Linked DNA regions of Homo sapiens: region 1 is linked to region 2. A link is a loop called in an ENCODE intact Hi-C map of the cell type or tissue named here. Cell type or tissue: Caco-2. All regions are shown on one strand. Each heading gives the region's core, and the rest is flanking DNA. Links, peaks and the distances in the headings are about the cores only.

Region 1 (5,383 bases), core at 127-5,126, 130 kb before region 2:
CACAAATCCAAACCATATCATGGGACAAGTGATTGAAGACTCATCATTCTGTTCTGAATGAATTTTATGACCAACTTGCTGTGTAGAGGGAGACATTTGCCAAATTTCATTCATAATGGGTTCTGCATACAGAACAGCTCGGATTCCAGTTAGCCATTATTATTGTATGAACTTGCATGAGTCACTTAAATAATTTGTGACCCAATGTACTCATCTGTAAAATGGAGATGCTAATGGTAACTTGTTTGTAGCCTTTTGTGATGATTAAATAAGATTACTTTGTAAAGTGCGTAGACTGGTGTTTGGCATTGAATATATGCTCACGAAACATTAGTCACTTTTAAAAGTTACCATCTCAGAAAGAGAACTGAGATTTAGCTTAAGCCTTGTAAAACTCCCCGTTGATAGTTGTGCTCATCTGCTTTCTGCTTCCCTGAAAGACTTTTAAAACAAAAAGGTGTGAATTGTGAAGACATCTTGTTTTTAAGTCAGCAACCAGGTGGGGGGAAGCTGCTATTAGCACACAGACTTTAGAAGCTAAGACCTCATAGCATGAGGAGTGGGATGGCAACCACATTGAGAAAATAGACCTAAGCCAAAGAGATGTGCCTGGGGGCTCTTCAAGGTGAAAAGTGACCTCATACAAGTTTAGAGTTGGATCTCAGAGAAGGTGTCAAGTCTAATATCTTCCCCTTCTAATGTGTGAAGACCACTTGAAGCATTCCTGGCAAGTGGGAGTTCAGCCTCTTGTTTATTTAAATAAATTTTTATTTTAGAATAGTGTTAGATTGATTGACAGAAAAGTTGCAACAACAGTACAGAAATTCCCGTATACCTTGCGCTCAGTTTCCCCTACTATTAACATTTTACTTCAGCATGTAGCTCTATCACAACTAATGAACCAATATTGATACGTTATCATTAACTAAACTTCATAATTCATTTGGATTTTGTTAGTTTTTCTTTAATGTCCTGTTTCTGTTCTGGGATCTCATTCAGGATACTGCATTACACCGAGTCAATACATGTCCTTATGTTCCTCTGGGCTGTGACTTGCTTTCTCAGGCTTTCCTTGTTTTCAATGACCTTGACACTTTTGAGAAATACTGGCCAGGTATTTTGTAGAATGCCTTCTTCCTAGGATTTGCCTGATGCTTTGCTCATAGTTAGACTGGAGTTAGGGATTTGGGGGAGGACAACCACTGAGGTAAAGTGCCCTTCGCATCACATCACGTGAGGGTGTGAACTGTTGGCATGACTTATCCCTGCTGTGGACCTGGATCACCTAGTTGAAGTGATGTTAGGCTTCCTAATTGTAAAGTTACTCTTTTTTCTGCTTCTCCACACTGTATTCTTTGGAAGAAGTCACTCACTAAGTATAGCCCATGCTTAAGGGATTGGGGAAACACCTTTTGCAATAGATGGTAAGAAGATCAACAATATTCATGAACATATATTATGGGCTTATTCTATGCCAAAGTCTACATGACTCTTCCTGCACGCTAACTCATTTCTTCCTCAGGGCAGCCCTAAGGACAAACCCAGGCTCAGAGAAGTGACCTGCTCAATGTCACACCACTAGTGCCTGTGAAGGCTTAGTTTTAAATTCAGGGCTCTTTGCTTATGTACCTCTCTCCCATAAGTGGGGTTCCTTTTTTTTTTATTGTACTTTAAGTTCTAGGGTACATGTGCACAACGTGCAGGTTTGCTACATATGTATATATGTGCCATGTTGGTGTGCTGCACCAATTAATTCATCATTTACATTAAGTATTTCTCCTAATGCTATCCCTCCCACCTCACCCCACCACGTGACAGGTCCCAGTGTGTGATGTTCCCCACCCTGTGTCCAAGTGTTCTCATTGCTCAGTTCCCACCTATGAGTGAGAACATGTGGTGTTTTGTTTTCTGTCCTTGTGATAGTTTGCTGAGAACGATGGTTTCCAGCTTCCTCCATGTCCCTACAAAGGACATGAACTCATCCTTTTTTATGGCTGCATAGTATTCCATAGTGTATATGTGCCACATTTTCTTAATCCAGTCTATCATTGATGGACATTTGGGTTGGTTCCAAGTCTTTGCTATTGTGAATAGTGCCACAATAAACATACATGTGCATGTGTCTTTATAGCAGCATGATTTATAATCCTTTGGGTATATTCCCAGTAATGGGATGGCTGGGTCAAATGATATTTCTAGTTCTAGATCCTTGAGGAATCGCCACACTGTCTTCCACAATGGTTGAACTAGTTTACAGTCCCACCAACAGTGTAAAAGCCTTCCTATGTCTCCACATCCTCTCCAGCACCTGTTGTTTCCTGACTTTAATGATCGCCATTCTAACTGGTGTGAGATGGTATCTCATTGTGGTTTTGATTTGCATTTCTCCATCAGTGAGGTTTCTAAATGCTCTGCTTTGATCTGTACAGTCTGGTGTTTGTTTTCTACTTGATAAATCAGAGTCTCATGTTTTCTCAAAACTGGATATTCTTGCTAGGTTCCTGTGTGAGTTCAATGTGAATGTCATCATCCGCTCCCCTGCCTGGCCTGTGGCGCCTGTGATGTGGCCTCTCAGACATGCCAGGTTGAACTTTGCTCCTGCCACATGCTGGGCCCCTAGATACGTCTCAGAGGTCAGCATGGCCTTGCCTCCAAGCCAGGATGTTCCTCCCCTAAATATGTGATTTGCAGCAGTGTCAGCTTTTATCTTTCTTATATCTCTGGTGTTCATTTGCAGTAAGGAATATTTGGCAGCTTTTTTCTTTCTTTTCTTTCTTTTTTTTTTTTAAAAAAAAAAAACAAGGCTAGTAGACTTTCATCAAGAATGCTTTGTTCTATTTTGTTCTGAAATCCCTTGAGAAAAAAGAAGTAAGTTTTTCCCTATGAAAATGCTGCCATGAACATTCCTTGGAGACAAATCTTTATATGCTATTAACGACTCTCTGATTATCTTGTGCTTTTAGTGTCTGTTCCCCTGTATTTACCTGGGTAACTGAGAATCAGCAGCACCTTCAACAGAGGTAAAGACAGCCTATCATTGAAGAATAATAATTCAGCCTGTGGCAGGTGCCTGTGGTGGATTCGTAATCTTTCAGAGCCTCACATGATACATAAGGTCAAAAATCCTTGGTGTGTTTTTATTACAAAATATGAATTTGTGATGACAATAGAGAACCAGGTACAAAGTGCATAAAGAACATAGCCTGGGCTTGGAACTAGATGCTTATTCTCGGTGCAGCCCTTGGCTCAGTTTGTGACTTTAGTGAAGTCACCTCTCTGTCCCTGCACCCATCAGGTGTGACACCTTGTCCCTTCCTGAGACAGAGACAGCTGCGTGAATGAAACCATGTTGCTAAGCCATGATGTGGCCTTTTTGAGTATAAACACTACAGACATGGGAGTTGCAGACTCTGCTGGGCTCCACACTTTTGATTATAGTACAAAATTATATTTTATACAATTATGACGATAGTACATTACAGAGAGATGAAAAACAAAAAGCACACTCCTGGAGATAATAAGATGCTTTGTTTGAGGGCAAAAGGGTAGGCTTAATCAATAACTATAGCTTCCTCTTGACAATTAGTTTGTTTATTACTAGAATTAGGTTTACAGGTCTGACCTGGGTTATTGCATTTGGGCAGGATTTATCTTGTATTTCCCAGAAAAATGACAAGGCTTATAAATGAGCAAAGGTCTCTGTGTCATAGTTGAGGCAAGGCCACAGAGCTCTTAGTCATGCTGGGAAGTCAGAGCTGCCCAGCCAAAGCTGTCCTTAATTGCTACAGCTACAAGAAGTGAAAGCTCCAGTTTCTAGGGAAATTAATGTTTAATGATAAGCTGAGTACTTGACAGAGTAGTTCAGTATGCAATAAATACTCCACTGAAGCAAGGTTTTTACTCACTTAGTTTTTGCTTCTATTTCAGAGAGATCCACTGAAGCTAGATGAAATGTGTTCTGTTGTGTGTGTGGTTGTGTGTGTGTGTGTGTGTGTTTCTCCCTGAGGCTTCTTTCATTTCCAAACTTTGCAATCATTGGTGGAACAGAGAGGATTCTGACTTAGGTATCCTTGGTTGGTTATTCTACTATGATTTCAATTTGGGCCAGATTATATATTTGAATATGAATATGCTGTCATTGACTATTCATATATAATAACAGCTGTGCCCACTGGTGGCTTCACACTTGAACAATGCACGTGCTTCACATGCCTCAGTGTTGACTGTGTAAGCATCCCAGTAGTCTTGTAAGAAAATCTACAGAGTGAGGAGCAGAGCTGTGGAGTTAGGAAGAAAAGCAAGAGGAGAAACTGCTTTGCAATACAGGGACTCCATGTTCAGTCACAACCCCCTGAGTGCCTTAAATCACATCTTGTAATTTTGTTGTTTTACACAGCCTACTTTTTAACCATGTAGCAACCTCATATGTTTATGCAAAGTCCACTTGTTATAAATGGAAACTTCAGAGAAAAATAACATGTCCAAGGTCTGATAGCGAGTCATCAGATCCTGAAACAGGAAACCATGGTTTCCAGAATGAACAGTGCTGAGTGAGCCACCTCTCCCCTGAAGCTGCATTGCAAGCCCAGTAAATGAAACTATGTCCTTGTCCATGCTGTGACAGGAATGCCCCTAGAGAAGCATGTCCAATGCAAGGATCACAGGTGTAAGAATGAAAACAATGGGCATTCGGATCCTAGCTGTGCTACTACCTAGCAGCAACCCTGACGTGTTACCTAAGTTTTCTGAACCTTTGGTGGATAATAAGGCCAACCTTGCAGGGATGCTGTATGTGGGCCCCAATCAACTGTGATTTACAAAGAAAATCACATAGATTAACTATTGGATTTCTGCTTTGGTGAACAGAGTATTTGATCTGTGGTGGAAGACCTGGATTGCTTGGGCAAGCACAGTGGATGTTTTAGAGGTTATAGGGAGAACACGAGAGGAGAGACCCAGCAACAGAGCAGTCACATAGAAAAAATTTTAAGAGAGGACTGAAATGTTTAATGATGGGATGACTTTAAATTTTGTTGTTTGGAATAGAGCAGTACTATCCTCTGTTCTTTAGTAAATACCCCATTAATTACTAATCCTCTTGAAATAGTGCATGATGAGTGTGACTGAGTGTAATGTAAGGAAAACAATGATGTTCTGAGACATGACAGGGCTCCAAGCAAGCATGGGGGAAGAGAGTCAGGATACAAAGTCTGTTCACAATGTATGTAATATGTGCAAAGTCCCTGCATATAGCAACCATTCAGTAAATGTTAGCTAATATTACCATTATATTCAAAAGCCCTTGAAATTCTTGGTACTACTCAGAAAGAACAATGTATGTTCCTGAACTAAGAACTATGCAGTGACAGCAACCATTTTGTGG
Region 2 (5,383 bases), core at 321-5,320:
TGGGGAAACACAGTCTGTGCTTACACAAACCTAGATCATAGAGCCTACTACATACCCAGGCTATATGGTATAGCCTTTTGCTCCTAGGCTACAAACCTGTACAGCATGTTACAGTCCTGAATTCTGTGGGCAATTGTAACACAATGGTAAGTATTTCCAGACTTAAACATATCTAAACATAGAAAAGATTCAGTAAAAATACAATTTGAAAATCTTATGGAATCACCATCGTATATGTGGTTGATTATTGACCAAAATGTCATTATGCAGTACATGAATGTATTTTAAGGGGTGGGACACACAAAACAGAGATAAGTGGTCACTAGAAACAGTCCTTACTGTTACATTATGTAGAGTTGTAAATGGCTCTAGGCATGCCCTCAAATTCCTGAATGTCTATCTGTGACTGTATCTGAATAGAACTGCTTTATAAACATGGACACCTGTTTATTGTCTTGACATCCAGACAAAGAATTTTTTATTCTCAATAAGCAGTGGCAGAAACACATTCTGTTCTGTTTGGAATAGCAGTAAACATTCCAGGCATAGGAGTGAATTTGCTCTTCCAGGCAGACCACTTGCAAAAGCATGATGTTTGGAAGAAAAGGAAAGGCAGACTTAGGACAGAACCACTAAGAATGTTTTCATATCATGTTTATTCAGCAAGATATAGCTGCTGTGTCAAAGCCTCCATCTAGAATTGTGCATATGCTCTGCTGCATATATTCCTATAGAAACAGCAAGGCAGCCCTCTCAGGGGAGTTGACCAACAGTCAGTCTTACAAGCCAAGGTTAGGATGCCATGTCTACCTTAATTAATAATCCTTTCATCGTCCTACAACCCAGATGACAGGATGCTTAAGCATGTGAGTCAGAACCCCAAATGTAAAATCCTGCAGAAGCTTAAAAAATAAAAAAAGCATGATACTGGCTGTTATGAATTTGTGAGTTCAAGCCCTGTCTAAAGGCAACACAATTCACTTTTTAAACAAAAAAGAAAGAAAGAAAATATATTATGCAAGGAAAACAGAGCTGCCCCAGTCTTGTAGCACACCTATTCCCATCCCATTAGAAAGAATTATAAAATTTCTATGCAAGAGAAGACTTCTGAATTCATCTATGCCAGCCCTTCACAGGTGCCCTGAACCCCCTCACAACATTCCTGACCAGATAGCAACAGAGAGATTGCTCCCTCTCAAACCTGGCCATTCTACTTCTGGACAATGCCAAGTATGCCTAAGTCTTTAAATTGCACTGAAATCTATTTCTTAGAACTACTAAATAAGAAACCTGAGGCCCTTTCCACATGAAAACTCAACATGAGAATGAGGAGGGTTTTCATACTCTGTACAGCCTAAAGATTTCAAATTCCTTCAAGCAGGGCCCTGTGACTTCAGGGTGGTAATAAGCATTTAGGTGGCTAGCCCTATTCTAATGTTTTAATGTATTAGCTCACTTAGTGCTAATTACAGTCTAGTTAAGGGAAAGCATTTATTGTCCCCATTTTACAGATGCAGACACCAAAGCCCAGAAAGATAAGTAAGTTGCCCAAAGTCACATAGTTAGCAAGCAGGAGAGGTGGGATTTGGACCCAGGTAGGCTGGCTCCACACCTCTGTTCTCCCGCTTCTGAGATGTAGGGAAAACACAGGCTTTACTGTTACAGTCCTGCATTTGAATAAAAGCTCCAACATGTCCCCTGGCCAACTGACTGCCCCTAAGTAAGCCTCTGTTTCTTTATCTGTAAGGTGATGGTCATAAAGCTTACTTCAGTATTGCTGTGAGATTAAATAAAATAATGCATGCAAAGAAGCAGCACAGTGCCTTGCACATACTGAGCATGCAGCAAAGTCTGAGGAAGTAAATAGGTGAATAATTAAATAAAGACCTCCTGGTCCTACCCTCCTGTATTAGTTTGCTAAGGCTGCCATATCAAAATGCCCGAGTCTGGGTGGCTTAAACAACAGTAGTTTATTTTCTCACAGTTCTGGAGGCTGAAAGTATCAGATCCAGGTCCCAGCAGGCTGGTTTCTCCTAGGGTCTCTCTCCTTGGCTTGCTGACGACCGTCTTCTCAACTGAGTCCTCACGTGGTCTTTTCTCTGCGTTTCTCTTCTTGCAAAAACACCACCAGTCCTGCTAGATTAAGGTCCCACCCCTAATAACCTCATTTAACCATAATTACCTCCTTAATGGCCCTATTATTAAATGCAGCCACATTGGGGGTTGGGGCTTCAAACTATGACTTTGCAGGGGGACACAATTTAGTCCATAGCACCTCCCTCCCAAAGCTTTCTTATTCTTTGCCCCAATTCTCAAGCAAAAGACCTATTTTAGGTTGTCTTCAGGAGTTCAGCCAGGAACAGGGAGTTACAGCATAAATAAGGACAAAAGACTAAGAACAGGTGTATAATATATTATCACTGCAAATCATTGTTCCACAATCCAGACTGTATAGTATTCTGCAGCCTAGAAATAACGCAAACAAGCTACAAGGTATTAGCCCCTGATCTCCTCTAACTCCTCTTCACTCACCTCACTCCAGCCACACTGGACTCATTGCTGTTCTTCAAACAGACCACGTACATCCCCTCTCCAGGGCCTTTCTACTTGTGGCTCCCTCCGTCTGGAATGCTCTTCCCTCAGCCACATGGTTCTTTTCCTTACTTCTTTTGTCTTTGCACAATCATCCTACATACAAACCTTCCTGCCTACTTTGTCTGAAAAGCACACCTCCCATCACTCACCCTTCATCTCACTGCCTAGATTTTCTTACTACTTGACATATTATGTATTTGTTTATCATTTCTTTCTCTTGCTAGACTGCTGGCTCCGTGAGAACAGGGACTTTGTGTTTTTGCTCATTATTTTACCTGGCATATAGTAGTGAATGATAAATCTTTGTTGGATGAATGAATAATCATCATGGTTAGTAGCAGCAAAAGGCTAAAAGTTTTTGTCTACCTTTTTCTAGGACAGTAGTTTCCAAATGTTAGCTACCATAAATAAGAATTATCTACAGTATTTGGCTTAAAATGAAGATTTGTACTCAGTAACCAAAAATCTGGGTAGTCCTATGGCATTTTTAATTAGGAGATCTCAAAGCAATCCCCCACCCTGTTGTTGTACCTGAGCGAGTTATAGAAAACGCCACACTTGGAAACGAATTGAGTCCGCTTGTTTAGCCGGCAGCCAAGAGACGGCTAATGCTCAAAGTTCTCTCGGCCCTGAAGAAGGGGCTAGATTTTCTTTTATACTTTGGTTTAGAAAGGGGAGGGGGGGGTCTAGTTAAAACAATTTTACAGAAGTAAAGTAGGCAAAAAGTTAAAAGGATAAATGGTTACAGGAAAGTAAACAGTTCCAGGTGCAGGGGCTTTAAGACTATTACAAGGTGATAGACGTGGGGATTTGGGCGTTATCAATCGGACGAATTCCTGGGAACTGCGGATATAGCTCGCCACAGTATCTTATCAGTTAATTGCATTCTTGGATGTGCTGGGAGTCAGCTTGCACAAGTTAAATCCTTGAGGAAGGGGCTGCCAGTGAAAGAGCCAAGATGGAGTCTGTCTGGCTCTCTTAGCTAAGGGAGGGTCAATTCAGGTGGAAGCAAGGCTAGGTGATTAAAGGAAAGGGAGAGTCTAAAAATAGCGTTAGTAAAAACAAGGTTGGGCATTACACTGTCATCAACAAAGCTTTGTCACTGAGGTGTTAGACACCATGAAGCTATGGTAGAAAAGGGTTAAACAAATGAATAAAAAGCAAATAATAAAAATAAAGAAAATGAAGATCTGGGGACTTACAGCCCCCCTAAAGCTCTGAATCAGTAGATCCTGAGCTAAGCCCAAGAATCACCGTCTTCAGGAAGTACCCCAGTGCCTTCTAAGGAAAAAACTCTAAGTGTAATACTTCAAGAAACTTTGTCCTAGGATGACAAAGTTAAAAAAAAAATGGCACCACTGAACTTTGCGTAGTCTCCTCCCTCCTTCCATGTCTAGTTCAGGGTATGGAAACTCTGGACTTAGCACCAGGGAACAATGATGGTGGAGAAAAGGGGATTAGATTTGCTGTTTATAATGCCCAATTCTCTAAGTCTCAGTTGGAGAGAGCATAGCTGCAGAATGCTGAAGGAAGGGTCTTACAGGTGAACTCAGAAGCAAAGGAACAATGTCAATTTTCTCCCTTGCCTGTGAACAGAGCTATTTTCTAGATGGCTGCTACAGCCTGTGAGGAGAGGAGGGCACCCACTGGCCCTTGGCAGTCCTCATCGAGTCAGACAGCCAGAGTTGGAAGTGACATGGAAGCCCTTTTTAGATCCTGCCCACCATCTTGCAGAGCGGTTAACCCAAAACCCTTGGGTGAGCTTCCCAAAACCACACAGAGAATTAGTGTAAACTACCAGGACTGAACCAGCCTGTGGACTCCAGAGTGGTGTTTTGGCCTCTGTACTTACATGCAAAGTGGTTTGACTGTTTCTGACATTCCTGGGAATACCTTAGAACAATGTGCTGACCTGAGTAGTAACTCTGTGAAGAGGGGAAAACACCTCAAGGATACACTATAAAGAATCGACTACCTTTCACTTGGCAGGCTTGTGTCTTGATAAGCCCTCAGGAGAGAACCAGCCTCAAGGTATTTTTAAATGGCTGAGGGAGGTATGTGTAATGGCACTATTATTTTACAGTTTTTTTTTTTTTTTTAAGGAAACTCATCTTTTCTTGAAATTGGCCCTATTTACACACAGAATGAGCTGAAAAGACTTCGCTGTTATTAAACCTTCAAGAATGTTCTCGTAAGTGCTACCTTCCTCACACGGAGTACCTAACAAGGTCATTCAGGGCCAGGGTATATGTTACATGTTTGCTCACACTGAGCCCCTGAAGCATCACTAAGTAAAGGGCCAAGCCTGAGTATTTTGAGCTCAGGGCGGGGGATTTGGGACAGTCATTTATTATGAACTGGTTCTCCTACAATTTCTCCAGTCCAATCTCAAGCATGACCCTATGCCAGCTTGCATTTGTCCCTGTCTAACTGACCTGGGCTAAGCTTTCTGTACCTGCTGGGAACAGCCTCCTCCAAATTCACTTTATTTGCAGTATTTCTAGTCTTCTGTTTGGAAATTGTTTTAAACTTTGATTCAGATAAATTAGAGCTGAGATGATAAATGGAAGTGATCCTATAGGTGAGGCAGTGGCCAAAGCTCTCATTACAATTCTCTGTTGATCCTCAGATATGCTAGGGTATCATACAAAATTATTTATTTGAATAATTATTTATTTGAAACAACATTATCAGGTCATAGCATAGACCTCACCAAACTGATTAGAGTTTGAGGCTTCCAGTGATACCCAATGTTCATTTAAAAACCCACTTGCCCAGCAAGACCTGA

Evidence for each region. Hi-C counts contacts between places; a loop is a spot of excess contacts. Peaks named below come from ENCODE experiments on the same cell type or tissue, not always from the same donor. Only the 100,000 strongest peaks of a DNase experiment are listed, where the experiment ranks them.
Region 1: it touches region 2 in a loop (3-fold over the local background); 2 of 110 quality-filtered maps call a loop at or near these places.

The regions. Positions count from the first base shown.
Region 1 is chr5:147,167,945-147,173,327 of GRCh38, reverse strand. No RefSeq gene overlaps it. Among named protein-coding and RNA genes, the nearest start is that of STK32A-AS1, 64 kb to the left of the region's middle. In Caco-2, for the core only: no CTCF peak of the experiment used is centred there; DNase peaks (open chromatin) are centred at 2,567, 3,308 and 3,747.
Region 2 is chr5:147,040,120-147,045,502 of GRCh38, reverse strand. It overlaps a transcript of PPP2R2B not described here. Among named protein-coding and RNA genes, the nearest start is that of PPP2R2B-IT1, 120 kb to the right of the region's middle. In Caco-2, for the core only: no CTCF peak of the experiment used is centred there; a DNase peak (open chromatin) is centred at 3,422.